Linked DNA regions of Homo sapiens: region 2 is linked to region 1. Evidence: chromatin loops called from intact Hi-C (ENCODE). Cell type or tissue: heart left ventricle. All regions are shown on one strand. Links, peaks and the distances in the headings refer to the core of each region. The heading gives the core; the rest is flanking DNA. Region 1 overlaps TEX2 (testis expressed 2). Region 2 has its middle 19 kb from the start of TEX2.

Region 1 (9,587 bases), core at 1,021-9,020:
AGTTCTCCGTTTTGGCCTTCAGGAAGGGAAATCTGCCCATGGAACTCTCCCAATCAGATTAACAAACTGTTTCGATTCCCATATAAACCTGGAGGACACAGGAAACGCCAGATGGAAAAACTGGCTCTGGCTTTCTAACCCCATCCCATCTGTATGAGAGGACCCATCCTGTCATGTGCAGTGTTTGATGTTTTCACATACGCTCCTGTCTCAGGAAAACATTCAAGATTAGCTAGCCCCCAGGTGGTTGTACCTCATTGGTGAAAGGCTTGGGATGGTTTGATCTCATGGCTTTGCCTGATGTTCACATAAATCCCACTGTCCTTACCCAAGCTGATAGCGTGTTGTGTGTGTACTATGGCTACTTGCTTCCCAAATGCACAATTTAATGTGGAAAATAAGTTGCTCTGCCCATCTCTTCTGTCACCGAAATGAAAAGGCTCACAGAATTCCTCTCCCCACCCTCCAGACACATTGCACACTGACATTCTCTGGAAGTGTGGAAGGCCGCATACAAAGTATAGAAGTGAAAAAGTCCACTGTGCACCGGCTGCCTGAAGAAAAGCTTTGGAGGAGTAGAGGAGGCAAGTTGTTCAGCTTTGCTCTTACTGTGCTCATTTGCTGCCACAAACATGGGTAGACTTTTAAAAGCCATGGTGTGGGTCACGTATAACTTCTGGATCCACCATGATTCTTCCATGGTCTCCTTTGCCAAATCAAAGCTTTGCAGCAGGCAATCCAGACAGTTGTCACTAGATGCAGGGAATGACACCTCACAGTGGAATGGGCACTGGCAGGCAGAGGGCAGAAGCAGTCCTTTAAGAAACAGTAGCTGTGGCACAGAGGCCAGTGCTACAGTACAGATGGCGGCCAAGAACCCCACACATCCAGCTCGATGTCACAATATGGGGAACATCTGACATCACCCATCATGGCTGATCAGCAGCCTCCACAGGTGGGTCTTTCAGGAGGCAGGAAGTAGAGCGAGGGTCCATGGCTGAGTGCATTATAGTGATATAAACATCATCCATGTTTGGCATGACAAAAACTTTCTGTAGGAAGATATTAAAGAACAGCTATGTGGAAGAATGCCTTGCCAGGCTGTCACCCTCCTTTGTTCTGATAATTTTAGGGCTTAGACTGATTTTTAAAAGTACATATAAAAACTTGCTATGCATTCCAAACTAATTCTCCCACCATACATACTTTAGAAAGAGTTGAGGAATCATACCAGCGCATGGATACGAGAATCCTCTAATATATCAGCTCGGAGGCAGAAGTGGCCTTTGATTTTGTATACATATAATAAGGTTGCCCATATGCACTGATATATATCCAACAATTTAAGAGAATTGGCTTAAGCTGTTCACAGTAGTTCCCAGTTACTATGTCTAGAACACATATTCCATGTGAATTATCCTTTTATTAATAAATCCTAGCGATAAAATGTAAGCTAATGGCCAGGTGCGATGGTTCACGCCTGTAATCCCAGTACTTTGGGAGGCCAAGGCAGGCAGATCATCTGAGGTCCAGAGTTCAAGACCAGCCTGGCCAACATGGTGAAACCCTGTCTCAACTAAAAATACCAAAAAATTAGGCCAGGCATGGTAGCTCACACCTGTAATCCCAGCACTTTGGGAGGCCGAGGTGGGCAGATCACGAGGTTAGGAGATCGAGACCATCCTGGCTAATACAGTGAAACCCCCATCTCTACTAAAAATACAAAAAATTAGCTGGGTGTGGTGGCGGGTGCCTGTAGTCCCAGCTACTCGGGAGGCTGAGGCATGAGAATGGTGTGAACCTGGGGGACGGAGTTTGCAGTGAGCCGAGATGGCGCCATTGCACTCCAGCCTGGGCGACACAGCAAGACTCTGTCTTAAAAAAAAAAAAAAAAAAAAGAAAGAAAAAGGGAAAAATAAAAGGCATGATGTTCTTTCCCCTCAGTAGGTTCAAAGTACTTTTCTATTTGGTGATGACATTAAGCTTTTTCAGAAATTGGTTATCAGTTATGTTTAATCTCTAGTTTTTAAATAAGAGGATTTTTTTAAGGCAGTAACTCAAAATATACCACTGCAAAAAGAATGTAGGTCTTCTTCAAAAGGTGAATTTCATTAAAAGTAAATAGTTTGCTAATCCATAAAACCCCGACAGACAACTGTGCTTCAAATATCTGATAAAAGTTTGATGGAAATAGCTCATCCTAGGGCCTCAGCTATACTGCTATTACCTTTGGTGGCCAAATGCAGAAAGAAAAGCTGAGAGAGTAAGCTCTGGCTTAATGAACTCCCAGACTACACTAGAAGCTACCCAGGGGAGGGAGAGGCCAGATTCATCTTTGGACTCCCAGGGCAGGTGGTACCTGGCACACAGAAGGGTTTCCAGGAATGTTTGTTGAACTGAACAAACTGAGCAAGGTGAACAGCACACAAGAACAGGGGGCAGCCTCCCTGCCCACAGGCCGGGTGCTAAGAGTTGGGCAAGGCCAGGCCTTGCATAAGAGAAAACAAAGCCTGACAGTCCTGGCAGGCTTGCTGGGAAAAGACATCATCATTTTGCTCTGACCCAAATCTTTTGGGTTTCCTCTGAAGATGACTTAGTAATGTTCTGTGGATAAGTTTCAGGGCTTTGATACTGTACCTGAAGTTTTATTCCCATATTTGATCAAATGTAATACTCTTCCGGGATGAAGGTCACCATCAGATTTTCAAAAGAGGATCCTGACCCAGCTGAAGTTCAGAACCTCGGCTAAACCCAGAGCTTCTATACTTGGTGTGAAATACTAGATAACACTAGAGGTTTACCTGAAACTCTTGCTCCAGTTTCTTCTCTATCCAGTCTGTCACATGAACTAAAGTCACTTCTCTCTCTCCAAGTTTTGGCCGAGCTTTCAGCTCCACATGTGGTGGCTTTCGGAAACCATACCTTTTTGAAGACAAGTAATAACCACATTTAGAAGCAAAGCAAGGAATGAGACAGGCACTGACAGCAAACAGTTCTCATTTACATGGGGCTTTATCACTACTTAAAATGTTATTTTCTTCTGAAAATGCCCTCTAAAAATATTCCACACACAAAGTATGAATTGTGAACCCCCTGTGTTCCCTGGATGGTGTTAGGGCTGTGGCGGATTTAGAACAGTTCTGACAAACTGAGAGAGCCAGGAAGCACCACTGGAAAAGTCCATGACCTGGGCATTGGTTTCTGTTTTTTTCTAAAATGGCAATAACCTTTTTTCTTTCAATTTTTATAAAAGTAGTATATGTACATTACAAAAACAAAACATACATACAAGCAGATAAAGCAGAGAGTGAAAGACACACTGCCTCTCTCTGAATGTCATCCCCAAGAGAGGACTATTGACAGAAGTAGGGTGAACTCCCCTTACATTCTCCTGTGCATATGTCGATCAATAAGGTTTGAAACCTGTTTTTTCATCCTACACCCCAACAATACGCTTTGTATGACTTCCCGAGGGAGCAGACTGGCAATCAGAACTGTTGGCAAAGTATCCAGACAAGACCCTGTATGCTATCAACTATCTAAAACCTTAAATCTGTCCTGGACCAGTGCTTTTGGAAATACAGTAAAAATGTCAAGTTGCCATAAATATTTCTAAACACTCTATACTTATCTTTATGGATCAATAACACATAGTTCAGCATTTGAGCATGCCTTGGGTAGCACTATCCTAGAGCCCTTTTATTTTATCTCCCCCTGAGCAGAGGCATTTAAAACTGATAAATCTAAAGAATTGGCAGTAAGGAGAAGAAATGTATCAATTTTAACTATTAAAATTTTTTTAAGGTTTGAAAGACCATACAATATATTAACAGTGGTTATTTCTGGATGGTGAGATTATGGGTTTTTATTTATTTATCTATTTTTCACCTTTTCCCAATCTTTCTCTTTTTTTTAACAATGAAAATATTACTTTAAAAAAGTATAAAAAGGCATTTTAAAGTTTTATTGGGAAATACCAGCATTATCGTTAAATGGTTAGTCAATTCAAAACCCCTCTTCTGATCATTCCTACAAATCCTTCTGAATACCGATGGTATGTACTAGCATGTTGGTTTTACTCTATGATAGAACAGAGCTATATTTTTGTTATGAGTGTAGTTTATGGTACAATGAGATCTCTTATGCAATCACTATTTACACTTATGCCCATTTTTATAGGACTTAGCATGTCAATTTTAAATTGAGATTCACAGGCAGTGATGCTGAACTCATCAGTAATTTATTTCAGTGACTCTCAACCCTGGCTTCATCACCCCCGACCCCTGAAATCCGGGGGGATGGGCCAGGCATAGCTATATTTTTAGCAAGTCCCCAGGTGATTTTAACATGCAGCTGGGGCTGAGAATCCAGTCCTCAGACACCAAATGCACATGCTCCTGACTCCTCAGCATTGAGGCCTAACTCAGGGAAGTCTCCCTAACTTCCCAGACTCTGTTGGATGTGTGATCCCCATCTTTAAAGTAGGGATAACAATGGCATCTACCTCAACAGGATGCTATGAGGACTAATCAGGTAATGCAATTACAACCAGGGCCAGGCAGAGAATAAAGGCGCTATCTACAAATGACAGCTGTTATTACTGGCAGAACAGTTGGCTTTACAGAGGAGGAAGACCAATAATAGAAACAGCTTATCTCATAAACTTCATGTATTGACTTTAACTTTTCCTACCATGTGAACATGAATTCTTGAATGTGAATTCACCACTCACAGAAGAAAGTACCATCAGATTTGCAACTAATATTAAGGTCCCATGAAAATTGTTTGGAAGTGCTTCTGCCCGGGAGAAGGTACTTTCCATAACCTCAAGGTTAAGCAGGCTGGGATTTCTGTGGCCATGCAATAGGAGGAATCACTTATTGTCCCTGAGGGCCCTCTACGCACCATACTCGGTCAGTCGGGGGTGGTGGAATGTTGACCGCCAAGGTTCCTCTACATTCTTGTACTTCAACAGTGAGCAGCAGGGGTGTGTTGGAGACTTCTTCGATCTTCTTTTTAATAAACTCTGTCTCTGTTGCTTTTTGGAAATATTTTGACTTGGTAATTTTATCAACAAACCTCATAATCTTACTTGTTCGATGACCTCCAACGTACCTTCAAATGTGGAACACAAAGGGCGGTTAGCACAAACTTTGCTCTTTTCACAGACAAAAACCTGTGGCTCTTCGTTCCCCTTACTTTAGAGCACCACTCGATGTTTTGGATGTGGTGATTCTGTGTTGGGGCGGGGGGCATCCTGTGCATTGCAGGGTGTTCAGCAGCATCCCTGGTCTCTACCTACCAGATGCCAATAGCACTCCCCCTAGTTATGACAATAAAAAATGTTGCCAGACATCGGCAAATGTCCTCTGGGGGGCCAAATCACCCCCAGTTGAGAACTACTACTTCAGAGAAGGTGTAAATGTCTGAAACAGTCCAAACCTTGACAATGGAGAGCTGGACAAAGTCCTCATGCAGAGGTTTCTCACCTGTCCTCCTTTATACTACTCCAATACCAGACAGAAATCCAATGACATATCAATCTCATAATCTCCATGCAGCAAGTAACAAATCATGCTGCATCAATAGGACATAAATCAGTAATTAATGGACTGTCTTTAGGTGGTGTCACATGGCTACCTTGAGTGGCAATTACTTTTCAAAGGGCTTGGAACTTCTTAAAGAAAAATGTAGCCTGGGCAACACAGTGAGACCCCCATCTCTACAAAAAACAAACAGAAAATTAGCCAGGAGTGGTGGTGTGCATCTGTAGTCCCAGCTACTCGGGAGGCTAAAATGGGAGGATCACTTGAGCCCAGGAGGTTGAGGCTGCATTGAGCTATGATCGTGCCACTGCACTCCAGGCCTGGGTGACAGAGCAAGATGCTGTCTCAAGAAAACAAACAAACAAACAAAATGCTACACCAAGTTGACGTGCTCACAGGCCAAGAAAATAAGCTGTTGTATCAGGTCACATGTACCATGAGACTCAGAAGAAAGGATATTTGCTTTTTAAAATCCCCCACAGTTCCAGAACATGAGGAAAAGTATGTGTTCAGGGAAAAGCAATCATTCTTAAGAGGGTCAAGCAGCTAGACTGTAAATAATACACACAAACTTTGGCACCAACTCCTCAAACATCTGAATTCTCATCTCCTGTAGGATTTCAAAAGTGAATAGGTTGGTTTTTTCTTATAAAAGTTTCTGAATTATTTGGCTTCTTTTAGTTTCTTCAATTCACTTTATGTAATTAAAAGATCATTGTGGATAGGCTATTTAAGCACTTTGATCATTTCACAGCCCAAGTTAACAGGGAAAGAGTAACCCCCTCCAAATGAAGTTCATGATCCAAAAGATCAGCTCAGTCATCAGCGCTTTCAAAACTCGCCAAAGAAAATCATCTGAATGTTTCTGCTTTGCAGGAACTTGCAGCTCAACAGAAGCAAATGCACTCCAGCTGAAGCTGAGGGGAGGGAGGCTCTCCGGGGGGAGGGGGTGTATGCTCGGTTCCTTCTGAAGGCTCAGGGAGATGCTTTTCATCATCAGCACACCCTTCAACTTCTCTATTATTTAATCAAACAGCAGCAGAAAGCCATTTTAGTAAGGAAAGCTATATGGGTCTTTTTGCTTGGTTGCCTGGAATTTAAACAGACCACTGACCTGGGATATTAATAAAAAAACCATCTACTCAACATTAAAGAGGAAGGAAGATCACAGAGGAAGGAAGGGAAACAAGGTTCACTCCCAACTTGCTGTCCTGATCCCTGGAGACTCAGAGGCACAGAAGCACTGATCCACTCACCCTTCAGCCCCTGGGAGGAGCTGTTTGTCTCCCCCGCTGGGCTCTGGGGCATCGTCTTCCTCGGAGGAGCCAGCGCTGGAGGATTCCTCATCGCTGTCCGCCAGACAGAATGCCCGGGGCCTGCAACTGGACAGAGAGAGAGTCACCACCACTGCCTGCCCTCACCCAAGCTCTGCTTAGAAAGAGAACACACACACCCATGCACACACACTCAACCACAACAGGGTCGGGATGTAACTGTTAACTACATCTCGTCATTCTCTCCAACCCACCCAAACCAGAAGAGGCCCAATCCAAGAATCCTTGGATCAGCGCAGATGCTCAGGACACTCTTCAGCACCAAGGCCTCTGACAGGACCACAGAGGCCTTGGACCCAGAAGAGGTTGCTTTTGAGCATGCGTCAGAAGGACAGGAGGTGGGAGTGTGATGCGCACATAAAATGCAGTGATTTCAACCAGCAGTGCAGCGGAGCCACACGGGAGGATGAACAGAAAGAGCGGATGGTTGCAAGAGTGAGGTGACAGCTTATACTGGTGACATGGCCACTTCTCACTGATGATGGGATGTTGAGGCAAGTCCCTTGGCTCTGGCTTAATTCAGCAACTCTGATGCTTTCTGGCTTAGTAACCCTCCAAGTGAGTTTTGACTCATGACTCCTTTCCAGTGAAATTACGTATTTCACTCCACACCTGCCCTATCTCCTGAGGGTCACAGAAAAAGCCAACAACCACATACACACACACACACAAAAAGTCTCAGGAGACTCTAGGAAGCAACTGACATGAGAACCCAGGAAATTTTCCGGAAAAATACATGTCTAAAGACCATTCCTTTGACTGAAGTAAGGGAAAGCCTCATGGGACAGCAGTGTCCCTCACTCAGCTCTCCAGGGCAGATACTCAGTTCCAGAGGTGTGGGGTTGCTGGATTACCCGCAGAGGTGAGGGGTCCAGTTCCCGTCGGAGGGGACCTGGGGGCTTCTGGGCTGAGCCTCGGGCCTATAGAAAGCAGCTTCCTCCCTGGACCGTGGCTTTGCTTCAGAAAGTACTGGCAGGGCTGTGTCTGAGCCCAGAGACTTAAATGGGACAAAATGAACAAGGGACAGAGTAGTCTCTGAACACTATTACACAACCAAATGGTCACCAAGCAGAGGCTGGTCATTGTATTTTTGACAAGGACACAGTTACATGGACAAGGGAAGGCAGTGGGGCTCAGGGCCTATCTCCCTGCAGCTGCAGTCCTTTGGTTTTCCTGATGCTGTCCTTGGGCCACCAGAGGCCCACGGGGACAGTTATCGCCTGACCAACAGGAGCCAAAGGCACCCAAGGGCACAGCACACATGCCAGTGTGGAACTGAAGGCCCGGCAGTGGCCCCAGCCCTGTGCACTGGGAGGGTAGGACTGAAACCTCTACACTGGAAACAGGAGCCGGCTGTAAGAGGACCCGGACTGTGTCCTCCCTGGCAGGACACACAGCTCCTCCCTACCCCCACTCTGAAACATTAGAGCCAGTGCTCCAGCCAACAGGCTGGACTTCCACATTAAAGGGAAACTCCCTCTGCAGAAACAAAAGCCTCTTGTCCCTGGCCATGGGACAGCACGTAACTGAGTCTTCCTCCTTCCACCAGAGGCCTGGCTGGTCCAGGAAATGCTTATGTGTATCCACTGGCTGCAGAGCCATATCAGAGTGTGCTGTGGTTAGGCAGCCCTCACAGGAATCTTATATTTAAAATGTATATAGCAAAATTCAATTCCTATGAAAGCCTAAACCGGGTCTTGGGTGAGGAAAGTCAGAGATGTAAATCCCCAAAGATCACACGCCCCTCTCAGAAGAGCATCAGAGTTCTCCATCAGTAGGATGGCAGTGCCTGAGGCTCTCTGACCTCATGCTGCCAGGTGTGAAATCTGTCCCCACAGCACAGGGAGCCTGCTCCTCACCCACAAAGCACAAAAGGCTGCCTGCAAGCTCTGGGACCCCAGTGAGATCTGCTGAGCCACTGCTCCTTGTGTCCCCACTGGGCCATATCATCTGGCAGCTCCAACCCTGGGCAGAAGATGCCAGAGGCTGAGCGCTGTGGCAAGCTCTCAGGTTACTGAGTTAATCCTCTGCAGGTCACAGAACAGGACAAATTTTGTGGCTTGAAGTGAACACTTTAGGTAATGCTGTACCAGTTCAAGCTGATCAGATGATGTGAAAATCTGATTTTGACCGAGTGGTACCTCTGCTCTCCGCGCTGGGGGCAGTATTATGCGGCACCCAATACTTAGGAATTATAAGTGTAGCCCAGTGTTTGCCTGATATTCATTTTTATAAATGAACATGCATTTTATGACCTCAGCATGAACTTCAGAGGAAGATACACCACACTTACTTGTAGAAGACGTGCTGGAATGTAATTAGCCTACTTGTTTTAAACACACCTCAGAATTCCAGATGAGTGTGGTATCCTTTCAAAGAGACACCTTAAAAGGCTTATTCCAGTTATGTTCCTTCTGCCAAAAATCTTTTGGAAATGTCAGATATATAAGAAAAAGTGAATTATTTTATCACTGACACTCTTAGACCAAATATTTTATTTCTTGGTCTCATAATGACCACCACCTCTGATGACTTCTAGCAATTTCTCAAAGGTCCAAACCATCTACAAAGCAGGACAATTTGCTGTCACTCAGGATAGCTAAAAGAATGTCACGGACTGTGGAGGCAATTCTAAAAAGAAGCCCCCAAAATGCTTTAAATGAAGACGCATAATTAAATTAAGAAGCCCTGTGAGATGTTTGCTTTG
Region 2 (9,587 bases), core at 992-8,991, 130 kb after region 1:
CCTGACAACACATTTCCTTTGGCCCAGGGTTGTAAATCAAGAATGGCCTAGGTCCCTCCGGTCCTCTCCTGAGGTCCCTTGTGTATCTCCCTTGTGACACATCAAAAGAGCCATACACATACTTATTAGCATCTCTGCTCTTGAATTGTGGACTCCAGGAATGCAGAAATTGGACCTTGTCCCCTCCCTCCTTTCCTAAGACCAGACCCTTTAGAGACCCTCCAGAAACACTTGTTGAAAGAGTGAAATCCACTAGGGGCCCGTGAAGGGCCCTCTCTGGGCCTGTTGAACTCAAGGAAACCTTTCTCAGTTCTTCTCTGTCCTTCTCTCAGCTTTTCTAGACACAACATACTCTATCCAGCTAGCGTTTGGAAAGGTCCTGTCTGACTCCAGCCTCATCTGCCAGAAAGAGAGAGAGAAAAAAGTTACTGCATGCTGAGTTGAGATATTTTTAGGCTAACAGCTGCTGGGATGAACCAGAGAGTTTCTGTTCTTTTTTTTTTTTTTTTTTTTTTTGAGAACAGAATCTGGCTTTGTCTCCCAGGCTGGATTGCAGTGGTGCCATCCCAGCTCACTGCAGCCTCCACCTCCTGGGCTCAAGCGATCCTCCCACCTTAGCCTCCTGAGTTGCTAGGACTACAGGCCCACACCACCACACCCAGTTAATTTTTATATTTTTTGTAGAGATAGGGTCTTGCTATGTTGCCCAGGCTGGTCTCAAACTTCTGGGCTCAAGCGACCCTCCCACCTCAGCCCCCGAAGTGCTGGGATTACATGTGTGAGCCACCTGCCTGGCCCTGAGTTTCTGTTCTTGTTCCGCAAGGTGTGACAGACATCACTTCGTCCTAGGCTGCAGAAGCTTCAAACTGACAAGTCCCATCTAGGGAACAGAGCAGTACCATGAGGAAATTCCTGTTTCTGTGGCTGAGTCTGCACAAAAAAGAGTGAATGGGGTATGCTAAATTTTGCTTTCTCTTAAGGACTTCTGAAGACTGAAAAACCAAGATCTATTAAGAGGGGTGTGGTTTTGAGTCTAGCCCACTGGGAACCAGCATGAGTCCTGTGTGACAGGCCCAAGCCTGGCTGCTGATTCTGGCAGAGTTGGCCAGGTAAGGCATGAGAGTCCTGGGAAAATAATGTGGGAGGGTGGACAGGAAGTGCCTGCCCAGACAGAGTAGGGAGAAGGATGTGAGTAAAACCAAGGATGTGTAAGCACGTGCGTGTGTGTGTGTGTGTGTGTGTGTCTGTGTGTTTACAAACTGACAAGAGGTGTAACTCTCTTTCCTTTTGATGCTGTGACCTCTCCCAAGGGACTTTCTCCAATAACGGTTGGTGAGTTTCCTTACTATAAAGGGGAACACTAGACATTTCCAGAAATTTAACAAAGCCTGCATCAAACTACAGTTGGGAAGTGTGTATGTAAAATTGTCACAAGATTATTGACTATGGCTGGGTGTGGTGGCTCATGCTTGTAATCCCAGCACTTTGGGAGGCCAAGATAGGTGGACTGCTTTGAGCTCAGGAGTTCAAGACCAGCCTGGGCAACATGGTGAAACCCGTCTCTGCAAAAAAAAGTAAAAAAAAAAAAAAAAAAAAAAAAAAAAAAAAAGCTGGGCTTGGTAGCGCACCTATAGTCCCAGCTACTTGGGAGACTAAGGTGAGAAGATCATTTGAACCCAGGGAGGTGGAGGCTGCAGTGAGCCAAGATTGTGTCACTGTACTCTAGCCTGGGTGACAGAGCAAGACTCCATTAAAAAAAAAATCAGAAGTTTAAAAGAATAAGGACCAGACCTTTAAAATTCTGTCCAACTTTATAATCTTATTTAAAAATAAATACAAGTTTTTGGCCGGGTGCAGTGGCTCTCGCCTGTAAGGCATGACTTTGGGAGGCCGAGGTGGGTGGATCACATGAGGTCAGGAGTTCGAGGCCAGCCTGGCCAACATGGTGAAACCCCATCTCTACTGAAAATACAAAAATTAGCCGGGCGTGGTGGCACATGCCTGTAATCCCAGCTTCTTGGGAGGCTGAGGTAGGAGAATCACTTGAACCTGGGAGGCAAAGGTTTCAGTGACCCGAGATTGTACCATTGCACTCCAGCCTGGGCAACAAGAATGAAACACTGTCTCAAAATAATTAATTAATTAATTAATTAAAATAAAATAAATAAACACAAGTTTTTGAAAAACAAAATAGATTGATGTGTTTTGGTTTTAGGGAGACCTTAACTTTTGTTTGATGGGAGAGGAGGTTGAACAAAACTGTTCTAGAAAGCTACTCCTTTATTCTGCGTGTCTCACTAATTAGGCAGAAGAGGAATCACGGGGCTAGCTTGTCCTGTAGACTATCAGATCTTTTGTTTCATAGCTATATTTTAAGCTTTTTTTTTTTCTTTCGGTAGTTTCCTCATCTGGATATTTGAAGCTTTTTAATCATAGAAAATTTCAAACACGGGAAGTTGAGACAGGAGAATCGCTTGAACCCGGGAGGTGGAGGTTGAAGTAACCTGAGATCACTTCACTGCACTCTAGCTTGGGCGACAGAGCAAGACTCTGTCTCAAACAAAAAAAAAAAGACTGGGTGCTCATGCCTGTAATTCCAGCACTTTGGGAGGCCGAGGCGGGCGGATCACCTGAGGTCAGGAGTTCGAGACCAGCCTGGCTAACATGGTGAAACCCCGTCTCTACTAAAAATACAAAAATTAGCTGGGCATGGTGGTATACATCTGTAATCCCAGCTACTCAGGAGGCTGACGCACGAGAATTGCTTGAACCCGGGAAGTGGAAGTTGCAGTGAGCAAAGATCCTGTCACTGCATTCCAGCCTGGGAGACAGAACGAGACTCCATCTCAAAAAAAAAAAAGAAAAAAGAAAAAAGAAAATCTCAGATAGACACAAAAGCAGAGATGATAGCGGCGGAATCAATGCCTGTGATTCCCGTAACCCAATGAGCAACACATGCCTAATCTTTTTTCATCAGCTCCCTAGTCCTGTCTCAATTGCATTTTCAAACAAATTCCAAATATATTATTTCATTTGTAAGTACTTCATTGTGTATCTTTAAAAATATACGACCGCAACAGCATTAGCATGCCTAGAAAAAGTAACAATAATTCTTAATATCATAAAATAGCCAGCCAGAGTTAAGTTTTCCTGATTTTTTTTCTTCATATTTGGCACTGAATATTTATCAAGAGTCTTCAAAATGTTTAGGCTATCAAGTCCACTTCTATAAATATTTCCTGAATGCAGAATAAACTTTCTACATAGAGATATTTTCTGCAGTGCTATTGATAATGAAATGTGGCCAAATTAAATGGGCACACTAGGTAAATTAAGTCGTGGTCATACTCAATGAAATAGCATTGTGGTTAGAGAAAGGCAGGATGTTAGACAGACTCACTCCTCCATTTATTTACTATTAAGTGACCTGCCTTCTTGAAGCATCATTTTACTCACAGATAAAATATGGGTGATAATAATACCCACCTCATGGGTTAGGCCCTCCCATTGTGAGGGCTACACAAAAATGCACCTAACACAGCAAAGTGTTTGCATGGTTCCAAGTGAACCCTCAATATATGGTCACTGTAAAATGTGCAGTAATAAATGTTCATGAAGAACTTGTAGTAACATAAAAAATTATAAAGTCAAGTTTAAAAATGATAAAACAGGCCAGGCCTGATGGCTCACACCTATAATCCTAGCACTTTGGGAGGCTGAGGCTGGAGGATCGCTTGAGCCCAAGAGTTGGAGACCAGCCTGGGCAACATAGAGAGACCCCTACAAAAAAATAAAAACAGGCTGCGTGGGGTGGCTCACACCTGTAATCCCAGCACTTTGGGAGGCCGAGATAGGTGGATCACTTGAGGTCAGGAGTTCGAGACCAGCTTGGCCAACATGGCGAAACCCTGTCTATACTAAAAATGCAAAAATTAACTGGGCATGGTGGCATGCAGCTGTAGTCCCAGCTACTTGGGAGGCTGAGGTATGAGAATCCCTTGAACCTGAGAGGCAGAGGTTGCAGTGAGCCAAGATCGCATCACTGCATTCCAGCTTGGGTGACAGAGCGAGACCATCTCAAAACAAACAAACAAAAAATTAAAAACAAAAAAATTACCTGGGCATGGTGGCACACACCGGTAGTCCCAGCTGCTTGGGAAGCTGAGATGGGAGGATCACTTGAGCACAGGAGGTCGAGGCTGCAGTGAGCTGTGATCATGCCACTGCACTCCAATAAAACAAATACACATATCCTATAACTACAGCCACATAAAGACAGTGTCTAAAGTTAATATGTCAAAATAACAGATTATCATTGCGTAGTGATTCTCTATCGTCCCCCACCCCTGCCCTTATTCTGCTTCTGTAAAAACAATGCAAACTCAATACAGAAAATTTGGAAAGTGCAGAATGGGGGGAAAAAATCCAAGGTTTGATTAATTAATAAAGGGGCAATGTTGAGATTTTCCTCTTAAGTCCACAAGGCTTACCACGCCCCCGTCCATTGGCTACCAAGCCCGTTAGCGCTACCTCGTGGTCAAACTAAGCAACTACTCTTAGACAAAAAAAAAAAAATTTCAAGGAAGAATTAAACAAGCAATGGTATAGCTCCATAAGTAGCAAAAATGTTACGCTGGGACTTTTATCTTGGGGCTTCTATGGGCCCAGTGGGTATCCCAGGGGCCTCATGGAATTGACCTCAGGTGAACAAAAATATGGCTCAAGTATTTTATATGACTGACTAGTCCGCGATACATTCTCCATGAATCTAGCCCACCCTTAGGGCTATCCTGTGTTCAGCCTGAGCCTTTCCGGAAATTTGTCTCCACTGTGTCCAATGTACAGAGAGGAGCAAGCCCACCCACTAGTGCAGAGAAAAGCTGGCCCCTGCCCGCTGGAAGCCCACCTGAGAGAGGGTGGTCCGAGAGGAACCCATACCTGCGTCCTCCACCCACATCGAATCCCCCCGGGGCCAACTGTTCTGGAAGGCCCCTAAACCAGCTGCGGGGCCACTTGGCTCTGAAGTGTTTGGGGCGCTTTGACATAATTTTGTTGTGTCTGCCCAGAAATCCTGACGCAGGCGGTCGGGGGTGGGGGGCCCTGGGGATCTGTAATTGACAAAGGCTCAGTGGGTTTGGGGACCTGGCACTCCCTAGATGACCTTTCCGGAATTGCCAGTCTCTGTCCTCTTCCGGAGGAATCTGGAAAACTTCCTCCAGAGTGTGGCATTGTTTCAAGAGTGACACATGTCATCGAAGCAGGGCTCTGGAGGCAGATGGCGGATTTCCTCCTGGCTCTGCCCCCAAACCTGCTGAGCCACAGCTTCTTCATCTGTGAAAAGAACATGATAATCTTCATACCCAGCTCTCAAGCTTGTTGTGAAGACTATTTAGTGTAATAATTTAATTACACTTATATTTACATTTAATCATAATTATTTAATATAGGTAAAGCCCCAAGCCCTTATTATTATTTTTGAGACAGAGTCTCACTCTGTTGCCCAGGCTGGAGTGCAGTGGTGTGATCTCTGCTCACAGCAACCTCTGCCTCCTGGTTTCAAGCGATTCTCCTGCCTCAGCCTCCCAGGTAGCTGGGACTACAGGCACACGTGCCACCACACCCAGCTGGTTTTTGTATTTTTAGTAGAGATGGGGTTTCACCATGTTAGCCAGGCTGGTCTCGAACTCCTGACCTCAAGTGATCTGTTCGCCTCGGCATCCCAAAGTGCCGGGATTACAGGCGTGAGCCACCGTGCCCAGCCCCCCTTATTATTATTACATACATATGGGTGCCTTTAAATAATGTTTAAAAGGAACAACCCTACTGTGGTTTGAATGTGTGTGTCTCTTCGAAATGTGTGTTGAAATTTCGTTCCCAATGCATGAGGTGGGGCTTTTAGGAGATGACTAGGTCAGAGGGCCTTGCCCTCATGAATGGGATTAGGGTTCTTATAAAAGGGCTGAAGGGAGCCTATTTGTCCTTTTCATCCCTTTCTCCCTTTCCACCATGTGAGGAGACAGCATTTGTCTCTTCTGGAGGACGCAGCAACAAGGCACCATCTTGAAAGCAGAGATGGAGCCCTCACCAGATACTGGATCTGCCAATCCCTTGATCTTGGACTTTCCAGCCTCCAGAACTGTGAGAAATAAATTTCTACTATTTATAAATCACCCAGACTAAGGTATTTTGTTATAGCAGCAGGAACAGACTAAGACAAACGCTTAAAGGAATCTTGAAGAAGAATCTCCGGGTGTAGTTAAAATATACGGTTTGAACCATTCCCCTAAGTAAATTCAGGTGGAATCCCCATGTCATGGATGATGTGTGTCATTTATAGAAGTGATCTCTCTAGGGAAGGATGAGTAGTGGGTGCCTGAGGGGGATTTAGGGACAGCCAAGGCTGGTTGTAATGACTAGGGCAGTGTCTCAATTTGTATGACCAGTACGTGATGACATAGAATAGGGTTTTCCAAAGTGGGCACCGCTGTGGTACTCAGATGCTTCTAGTAGTCCAGAGACCAAAGCTGGTGTATTAGGCCATTCTTGCATTGCTATAAAGAAATACCTGAGACTGAGTAATTTACAAAAGAGGTTTAATTGGGTCATGGTTTTGCAGGCTGTGCAACCATGGTGCCAGCACCTGCTTGGCTTCTGGGGAGGCCTCAGGGTGCTTTTATTCCTGGCTGAAGATGAAGCGGGAGCAGACATGTCACGTGGCCAGAGCAGGAGCAAGAGAGAGAGTGGTGGTTGTGAGGGGTGCCACATACTTAAACAACCAGATCTCCTGAGAACTCATTTACTATCACGAGGACAGCACCAAGCCATGAGGGATCCGCTCCCATGACCCAGACATCTCCCACCAGGCCTCGCCTCCAACACCAGGGTTTACAGTTCAACATGAGATTTGGCCAGGATATATATTAAAATTATATCCGTTGGTCATTAGGTCTACTGGCCACACCATTCCTGCTGATCCTGTCTGTGGTGGGTCAGCTGACTTGAGCCTTCAGTGGTCTGGCCATTCTGTTTCTTGCTGAAACCAATTAAATGCAGGCGAATTTGCCAGACTACAGCCCTGTGAGGGTGGGAACTTTGTCTTTTTCACCACTATATGCCCAGCCCCTAGAATTGTGCCTGGAAAACAGCGTGTGCTCAAAAATGTATGTTGAATGAGTGAATAAATGAATGACTGAATGAAATTGGCCTCCTGAATTATTCACCCAACTCCCGACAGCTTGATTAATGAAGTAAGCTGATAAAGAAGTTTCCAGAGGCTGAGGGCAGTGGCTCATGCCAGTAATCCCAGCACTTTGGGAGGCCGAGGCGGGAGAATCACCTGCGATCAGGAGTTCAACCACCCTGGCCAACATCGTGAAACCCCGTCTCTACTAAAAATACAAAAAGTTAGCCAGGCGTGGTGGTGCGTGTTTATAGTTCCAGCTACTTGGGAGGCTGAAGCAGGAGAATCGCTTGGACTCGTGAGGCGGAGGTTGCAGTGAGCCGAGATTGTGCCATTGCACTCAAGCCTGGGCAACAAGAGCGAAACTCCATCTCAAAACAAACAAACAGAAGTTCCTGGAAAGGTAAGGCCTGAACTAAAGCCCCACCTGGAAAGATGCTTTATTGACTGGCTGATGAATAAGAAAGACCCCTCCCAACCCTGCCCCTTGCTGCATGGAGCAAATTGTCAGGGGCCAGACACCTAGGCTTCATGGTGCTGTGCCAGGAGGTCGTAGAGGGCCAAGCTGCCCCTGCCTAACTCCTCTATCTCTGCTCCCTGATTATCAATACTCCTCTGGCACATCCAACAGGGCTCCTAGGTTGTTAAGTGGACTCAAGGCCCGGGCAGGCTTAGGCTGCAGATTGGCTTCTGTCTGAAGTTCCATCAAAGAGAGAAGAGCAACATCTCAGAAACATGATGAAAGGCTCCTGGGAAGCAGGGTCTGATTTTCAAAAGGTCATCTACAGCCCACATCAAGAGTACCTGCTGTTCTCAAAGGACAGGGCTCTAAACAGAGACTGCAGCTATTTCCTTCTCTGACATTCAACACAGTGACTAGAACCAGGCAAAGGCACCCAGAGGACCATGGCAGCCCATCCTGGAGTTGAGAGGGCTGGATGATGGGGCCCTGAGGGAGAGACAGCACTGTCTTGGGCTGTTATAGTCAGGATCTGCCACATGTCCTAACAGGGCTGGAGGAAGGGTCCTGATATGGTTTGGCTGTGTCCCCACTCAAATCTCATCTTGAATTGTAGCTCCCACAATTCCCATGTGTTGGGAGTGACCCAGTGGGAGGTAATTGAATCATGGGGGCAGGTCTTTCCCATGCTATTCATGTGATAGTGAATAAGTCTCATGAGATCTGATGGTTTTATAAAGGGCAGTCTCCCTGCACAAACTCTCTTCCCTTGTCTGCTGCCACGTGAGACGTGCCTTTCACTTTCTGCCATGATTGTGAGGCCTCCCCAGCCACGTGGAACTGTGAGTCCATTAAATCTCTTTCTTTTGTAAATCGCCTAGTCTTGGGTGTGTCAGGTATGTCTTTTATTTTTATTTATTTATTTTGAGACAGAGTCTCACTCTGTTGCCCGGGCTGGAGTGCAGTGGTGCTATTTTGCCTCACTGCCGCCCCTGCCTCCCTGGTTCAAGCGATTCTCCTGCCTTGGCGTCCCAAGTAGCTGGGATTACAGGCGCTTGCCACCACGCCTGGCTAATTTTTGCATTTTTAGTAGAGACAGGGTTTCGCCATGTTGGCCAGGCTGGTCTCAAACTCCTGACCTCAGGTGATCTGCCTGCCTCAACCTCCCAAGATGCTGGCATAACAGGCGTGAGCCACTGTGACCGGCCTGGGGTATGTGTTTCTCAGCAGTGTGAAAGTGGATTAATACAAGTGCCCTGCCTGTCTTGAGAGACAGTAGAAAGACACTGTCCTGGGAGTCCAAGGCAGGGCCTGTCCCCATAGGGAGCACAGGGTGAGCAGGACAGAACCAATCTTCAGGGGGAACTTTCCAGAGCCGTGGATTGTTGGACTGACCGCTCCCTTGACTGAAGGAAGGTTCGAAGAAGGCCCTCCAGCCCGAGGTGTGTCCTGAATCAGGCCCTGGGGATCATAGCAAGAACCAGCAGGCCCTTTCATCAGAGCCCCACTCTCTGGGCATGTCACAGCTGTGCCTAGGAGGGCTCGCTCTCTCTCCTCCAGTGGGAACACAGCAGGGCCAGTAGGGCCTCCGAACTGGGCCCATCTTCCTCAAGCTGAGTTCGTCAATTTCCCCAGGCCCAGACTGTCCCCCTGAGCCTTTGCCCAGGAGCTGCTTTGCCCACAAAGCCTTCTCACCCTGCCTTCTTGTTGCAGATTAAAGGGCACCTCCACTGTAATTAGATCCTTTTTCAAACAAAAGAACTATACGTAATGTCCTTGAAATAACTGGGGAAATTTGAATATGAACTGGGCATTGGATTATCAAAGAAATATGATGACCTACGTTTGGTGTGATAAAGGTATCCCTATGTAGGAAATTATCTTTGTGTGTTCTTTTTTTTTGAGACGAAGTCTCGCTCTTATCCCCCAGGCTGGAGTGCAATGGCA

Evidence for each region. A loop is a pair of places that touch in the nucleus more often than their neighbours do. Peaks named below come from ENCODE experiments on the same cell type or tissue, not always from the same donor. Only the 100,000 strongest peaks of a DNase experiment are listed, where the experiment ranks them.
Region 2: it touches region 1 in a loop (4-fold over the local background); 86 of 110 quality-filtered maps call a loop at or near these places.

What each region holds. Positions count from the first base shown.
Region 1 is chr17:64,148,040-64,157,626 of GRCh38, forward strand. It overlaps TEX2 (testis expressed 2), which reads right to left. Exons shown (of 12, transcript NM_001288732.2): 9 at 6,803-6,928; 10 at 4,906-5,115; 11 at 2,802-2,922; 12 at 1-1,052. The coding sequence ends at 930. Among named protein-coding and RNA genes, the nearest start is that of SNORA50C, 6.5 kb to the left of the region's middle. In heart left ventricle, for the core only: a CTCF peak has its summit at 4,601; DNase peaks (open chromatin) are centred at 2,456, 6,882 and 8,202; H3K4me3 peaks cover 454 bases; H3K27ac peaks cover 6,844 bases.
Region 2 is chr17:64,277,627-64,287,213 of GRCh38, forward strand. No RefSeq gene overlaps it. Among named protein-coding and RNA genes, the nearest start is that of TEX2, 19 kb to the left of the region's middle. In heart left ventricle, for the core only: CTCF peaks have their summits at 4,531 (motif pointing left) and 4,730; DNase peaks (open chromatin) are centred at 1,128, 4,515 and 5,085; H3K27ac peaks cover 189 bases.